2 separate regions of the Homo sapiens genome follow, and region 1 is linked to region 2. Evidence: chromatin loops called from intact Hi-C (ENCODE). Cell type or tissue: heart right ventricle. All regions are shown on one strand. Each heading gives the region's core, and the rest is flanking DNA. Links, peaks and the distances in the headings are about the cores only.

Region 1 (2,918 bases), core at 275-2,774, 380 kb after region 2:
CATTTTGCCAACAGTGAAACTGGGGTACAGATAGTTTAAGTAACTCTGCTGGTATGTGGCAGAGATAGGATTTGAACCTAGTTCTTCAGACTCCAAGTTAAGGGATCTTTCCCTCTCCCCAGTGTCACATAACTTTGTGTAATTAATCTCCTCGGCTTCTGTTACTGTGTGGCCTTGCACTTCAGTGTTGCTTGTGTTATTTTAATTTGTTTATTGCTTACTAGTAATTGCATACGTGTCTGATTGCTCAAATGTTTCGGCAATGGCTCTGCATTACTCTTCCGGAAGCTTCAGAAAATGTTGATGGGGCACCAGCACAGGATGCAAATCAGACCCTTCATAATTAGAGTAACCTAGCTCTTGACATAATACCTTCAAAATTACTCATATTCATTCTAACAAATGTTTAACCTTATTTTTGCTCCAGATAAACATGAGTTAAATGTGTACTCCACTTGAAGAAAAACAGTATCAAGCCCCTTCCTGACTTACCATATAATTCAATTTGGCAGAAATCACTTCTGACTCACAAAACAATAACTTTGAGGCAGTTTTCCAGTTGCACTCTAAATTATTTCATTTACAAAGAATCAGTCTTATATGCAATTTATAACACACAAATGCCTACCTACTTCTATTCAGGAATACATCTGCAGCCTGATGAAGGAAGATTCCAGAAGGTGAAAAATTGAGAGCTTGAAAATTCAGTTTCTCTTTTAGACTTTCTCTACAGTAGGCTCACTATCACATTCTCTTCTCGCAAAAGGAAACTGCTTTTTAATAATTTTATTTTCTTTTTCCCATTTTTCAAAAAATCTAGTATGCCAGAACTTAATGAGTTCTAACTGGAAAAGACTCCTTGGGCCTTTCAACAAATACAAGATTGTTCCAAACAGAAATCTAACTATTAAACAAGGAGCTGAAGTCATTTCAGAAACAAGCAGGTGGTGTCCATTCAGCTTCAGGTATACTGATCCCAGGGCCAACCAAAGATGTCAAAAATGACCAGCTTAAATTTTAGCCCTACTCGAACAGGAGCTACATCAACGTGCACCTGAACTCCGGGGAATCCATAGACTAAAACAGCCAGCGTTAGCCATCTGGGTGGTTGTGAGGTACCCATCCCCTCTTTATGGAGTGCCAACTGAGAAGGAGAGGTTCTAGACATAACCTCAGACGTTTCCTGTGGAGACCAACAGAAATACCCAGATGTAGGAGAGGAAATACACAAAGCCAAGGAGTGGGGTTTGAGGTATTTGTTCCAGCTTAAGGAAACGACGGTTTTGCCTTCCTTTACTCACTGCACAGAGCTCTAGAGTTTTGCAAACCTCTTTATCCCTCTTCCCCTGAGACGAGTGCTCTCCACACGAAGCACATGAATGTGAGGGGGAATTGGTCGGCGTGTAAGAGACACGTTAGAAATGCTTTCCTAGTTTTCATTCGGGATGACACTGGCGCCCTCGCGTGGTACGTAAGTCAATCCTCCGCGTGCATGGGATGCTGGTGCTCTTCCATGCCTGTTAGTTTTGGTATATGGCAACCCATTGCAGGGGACCTGTGCCCCTAACTGGTGATTATACTACTAAATTTTAAATTAAAATTATTCCTCACATAGTAGACAACAGGTTAAAAAAATTTCTGCAAAGAAACTACAGATAGAAAACATGAGCAAATAAGAACATGTCAGAGCTGGCACTTGATATTCCCAGGAATGACAATCCAGTCATATCTGACAATCATCATCATCATATCTAGCCAAAATACTCTGAAACGCTCAAGGGGAGAGTTGAAATATGGAATTATACTCGCTATTGTTAATGATGAATTTTGCCTTGAGATATTAGCTAATGATAGCAGGAAGTCTTTGCTCTTAGCAAGACAGTAAATGAGTTACTGTGTGAAAAACACTTAAATCAATGCCTGGCATACAATTAACACTGTATCACTGTTAGCTGTTGTTATTTTAAAACGTTGCCTTTTCATCTTTATTGCCCTTAAATTATTAAAACATTTAAAAATTTTAAATGTATCTTTATAGTTTTAAAATAATTATATACTTTATGGATACACAGTAGTAGGTTATATATCAATAAATGATCAATAAATGAACAAACACATTGGGGGTGCATTTTTTTTCTAAGAGACAAGGTCTTGCTCTGTCACCCAAGCTGGAGTGCAGTGGCATGATCATAGTTCACTGCAGCCTCAGTCTCCTGGGTTCAAGCCATCCTCCCACCTCAGCCTCCTGAGTAGATGGGACCATGAGTGCACCACCACACCAGGCTTTATTTTTTATTTTTATTTTTGTAGAGATGAGTTCTCCTTATTTTGCCCAAGCTAGTCTGGAACTCCTGGCCTCAAGCTATCCTCCCACGTTGGCCGCCCCAAGAAGCTAGGACTACAGGCATGTGCCACCACACCTGGCTAATTTTTAAATTTTTTGTAGAGAGGGTCTTGCTATGTTGCCCAGGCTGGGTCTCAAACTCCTGGCCTCAAGTGACCCTCCTGCCTTGGTCTCCCAATGCTGTGAAATTACAGGCATGAGCCACCACACCCTGCCAAAAAAATTGTTTTTAACTTACGATTTGGAGACTGTTAATTTAGAAATAGTTGTCTGAAGGGAAAAAGTGGTATCCTCCTGGTAGCATTCACAAGTCCTTAGCTTATTTAATATTATTCTTCCCTTTGCCACCCTAACTATTCAGGTATTTATACAACCGGTGGAGGGGCCATATCAACAGCAGGAAAGGCCTATCACAAATGTAGAAATCCCACTTTGAGTGACATCTCATCGTTGATTTTACAAAATGTCCTGTATGAGCACAGAATGCACTTTCTACCCCGTCTCTCCCACTACCAAAGAAAAGGGATTGATCACTTCCCCTTGGGGAAACAGAGTTGCCATATTTTTCTGTTTC
Region 2 (2,918 bases), core at 177-2,676:
AAAAGCAAATTCAAAAAACTGGAAGAAGTGATTATTACACTAGTTGAGAAGGTATCAACGTAAGAATAAGGGAAGCTTGAAAAAGCAAGGAAATGACACCTCCAAAGGAACACAATAAATAATTCCTCAGCAACAGACCCCAATCAAAAAGAAATTCATGAAATCCTGGAAAAAGAATTCAATACTATTATTATTATTTATTATTTGAGACTGAGTCTTGCTCTGTCACCCAGGCTGGGGTGCAGTGGCATGATCTCAGCTCACTGCAACCTCCACCTCCTGGATTCAAGGGATTCTCCTACCTCAGCCTCCTGAGTAGCTGGGATTACAAGCGTGCACCACCACACCCAGCTAATTTTTGTATCTTTGTAGAAATGAGGTTTCACCATGTTGGCCGGGCTGGTCTCGAACTCCTGACCTCAAGTGATCCGCCTGCCTCCGCCTCCCAAAGTGCTGAGATTACAGGTGTGAGCCACTGTACCCGGCCAAGAATTCAAAATTATGATACTAAAAAAGCTCAGTAAGTTACAAGAGAATTTCAAAAAAACAATACAAAGAAATCAGAAAAACAATTCAGGATATAAATGAGAAATTAACCAAAGAGATAGATATACAAAAAGAACCAAACAGAAATTCTGATACTGAAGAAGTCCTCAAATAAAATACAAAATATAGTTGAAAGCTTCAACAATAGACTAGACCAAGCAGCAGAGAGAATGTCAGACTTGAAGACAGGTCTTTTGAAATAACCCACTCTAACAATGTTCCAGAAGGCAAGTGACTTATGTGGAAAGATTGGTACAATTCTTCCGCAACTATTTTTCTCCCCTCTCTGTGCTCTCCCCTATCTCTGCTCTCCCCTCTTTGCATTTTTTGGAGAGGCAGCATGTGTCTGGTTAAAAGTGTGAATTGTGGAGCCAAACTCCCTAGGATTAAATCTCAGCCCCATCACTTATACTAGCAATTAAACATTGGGGAATTTCACTTAATCTTCCTGCTTTAGTCTCCGAATTTGTAAAATAAATATAATAATGTTCACTTTATAGGTTTATTATGAGGACTAAGAATATTTGTAAAGTGCTTAGGACAATGCCTGTTTATGCCTACTTAACTGAGTTCCTATTTCCTATGCCTGGCACATACTAAGGATGATATTAGTATTTCTTAAATAAATATCTCTCCCAAATAGAGGGGAGAAACAGTCCATGAAAGAATAGGTTCTCTTTCTTATCCTCGTCTCTCAATCTTTCTCTCCAGCTTTCTCTCCAACTTTGCCTCTGCTTCTTATTTGCTCAACATTTACTGAGCACCTTCTGTGTACTGGATACTATTTTAAACTGTTGATTACATTTGAATTATAAACACACTGCCCTTATCTTCTTACCATATAATGAAACAAATCAGCACTTGGGCAGGCTATGACAAGGCAACAAGATGGAGGAAGAGGAGGGAAAAGCAGAATGCAAGCTGTTCCCTCTCTCTCTCTTTTGAAGAAAATAAACTAAGAACTTTACCCGTCAAAGTAAGGGAAGAGCTGGCTATCTTTTATTAGAAAAGTTGAGAGGTTTCAAAGTGTTGTTCCTACAGTTAACTTAAAATCGTCTGGTTTTAGTTAATTCTAGCCAGCAGGGGGCAGGAGTGTCCAGCTGTGTGAACCCAGTTATTCTGATCTTTCCAAGACTTCACTAAAGAAAAAGTGCTTCCAACTTGATGTACGGGAGCTTCAAATTCTTAAGCTATACAATTGGTGCACAGAAAAATGATTATTGGTATTAACGTGTTAAAATTGGTAAATAGGAATACATTTCTACTGATTTTGATGGTCGATTTGACTGTCGTTTTCCCACAAACATTTGGTCTCTCTTCAAATCTCCAGGTAACAAAAATTTCTGCCTTTACATTCCTCAGATAATCTCAACTGAGGACAGGGATGTAGGGAAAACACAGATTCTCAAGACATCAGGCCTCCCCAACTGGGCAACCTTGGCTTGTTATTTAACCTCCCTGAGTTTTTGCTTAAAAAGTCTGTAAAGACTAGGCTGAAGTCCCACTTTGGACCATCCAGGGAACCGCATCCTTTAGGGAATGGGGCTATTATGAGGATGTGTCCAGGTTGACACTGAAGGGCTAAGTCACAGGTATCACCTTGCTCTCTGATCTTTTGGGTTTCTGCACTCACAGCTGCTACAATAGGGGCCCATGCAGTCCTAGAAGTCAAACCCAGCTCAGAATTTTGTTTAAAAGTTTTGCTTCTGGTATGTTTCCAGGAAATTTACATTGTATTTCTTTGTTTAATAATGGTTTTATAAAAGATACAATTTTCACTTTCTACACAACATATACCTTATCATCTAACATTTGCAGTGCTTTTTACAGTTCTTATTTGTGCTTTTTAAACTTTTCTTAAGGCAAACAGGCCTGTTTGCTTTAAGAGTACAGAGAAGAGCATTCTTCAATTTTCTGTTTTTATTTTTTAGTTTCTTCTTAAACCTGAGTATTTTTTTTAATGTTGAAAACAGTACAGGTTCAATATAAAGCATTTGAATGATCACGGTTAAAAGCAAAAATTGTCTAATATCCCACCAACCAGTGATAACCAGCATTAATATTTTGCTGTTTATCTTTCTGATCTGCTGTCTCTGTCTCTTTTTTAAATTTAACTTTTATTTTAAGTTCAGAGGTACATGTGTAGGTTTGTTATATAGGTAAACTTGTGTCATGGGAGTTTGTTGTACAGATTATTTCATCACCCAGGTATTAAGCCTTGTACTCATTATTTTTCCTGATCCTCTCCCTCCTCCCACACTTTGCCCTCAAATAAGTCCCAGTGTGTGTTCTTTCTCTCTATGTATCCATGTGTCTCATAATGAGAACATGTAGTATTTGGTTTCTGTTCTTGTGTTAGTTTGCTAAGGATA

Evidence for each region. A loop is a pair of places that touch in the nucleus more often than their neighbours do. Peaks named below come from ENCODE experiments on the same cell type or tissue, not always from the same donor. Only the 100,000 strongest peaks of a DNase experiment are listed, where the experiment ranks them.
Region 1: it touches region 2 in a loop (5-fold over the local background); 35 of 110 quality-filtered maps call a loop at or near these places.

The regions. Positions count from the first base shown.
Region 1 is chr12:62,811,958-62,814,875 of GRCh38, forward strand. All of the region lies in intron 2 of PPM1H (protein phosphatase, Mg2+/Mn2+ dependent 1H), which reads right to left. Among named protein-coding and RNA genes, the nearest start is that of PPM1H, 120 kb to the right of the region's middle. In heart right ventricle, for the core only: CTCF peaks have their summits at 1,467 (motif pointing left) and 1,668; a DNase peak (open chromatin) is centred at 1,444; H3K4me3 peaks cover 592 bases; H3K27ac peaks cover 931 bases.
Region 2 is chr12:62,436,690-62,439,607 of GRCh38, forward strand. No RefSeq gene overlaps it. Among named protein-coding and RNA genes, the nearest start is that of MON2, 29 kb to the right of the region's middle. In heart right ventricle, for the core only: a CTCF peak has its summit at 1,631 (motif pointing right); a DNase peak (open chromatin) is centred at 1,637.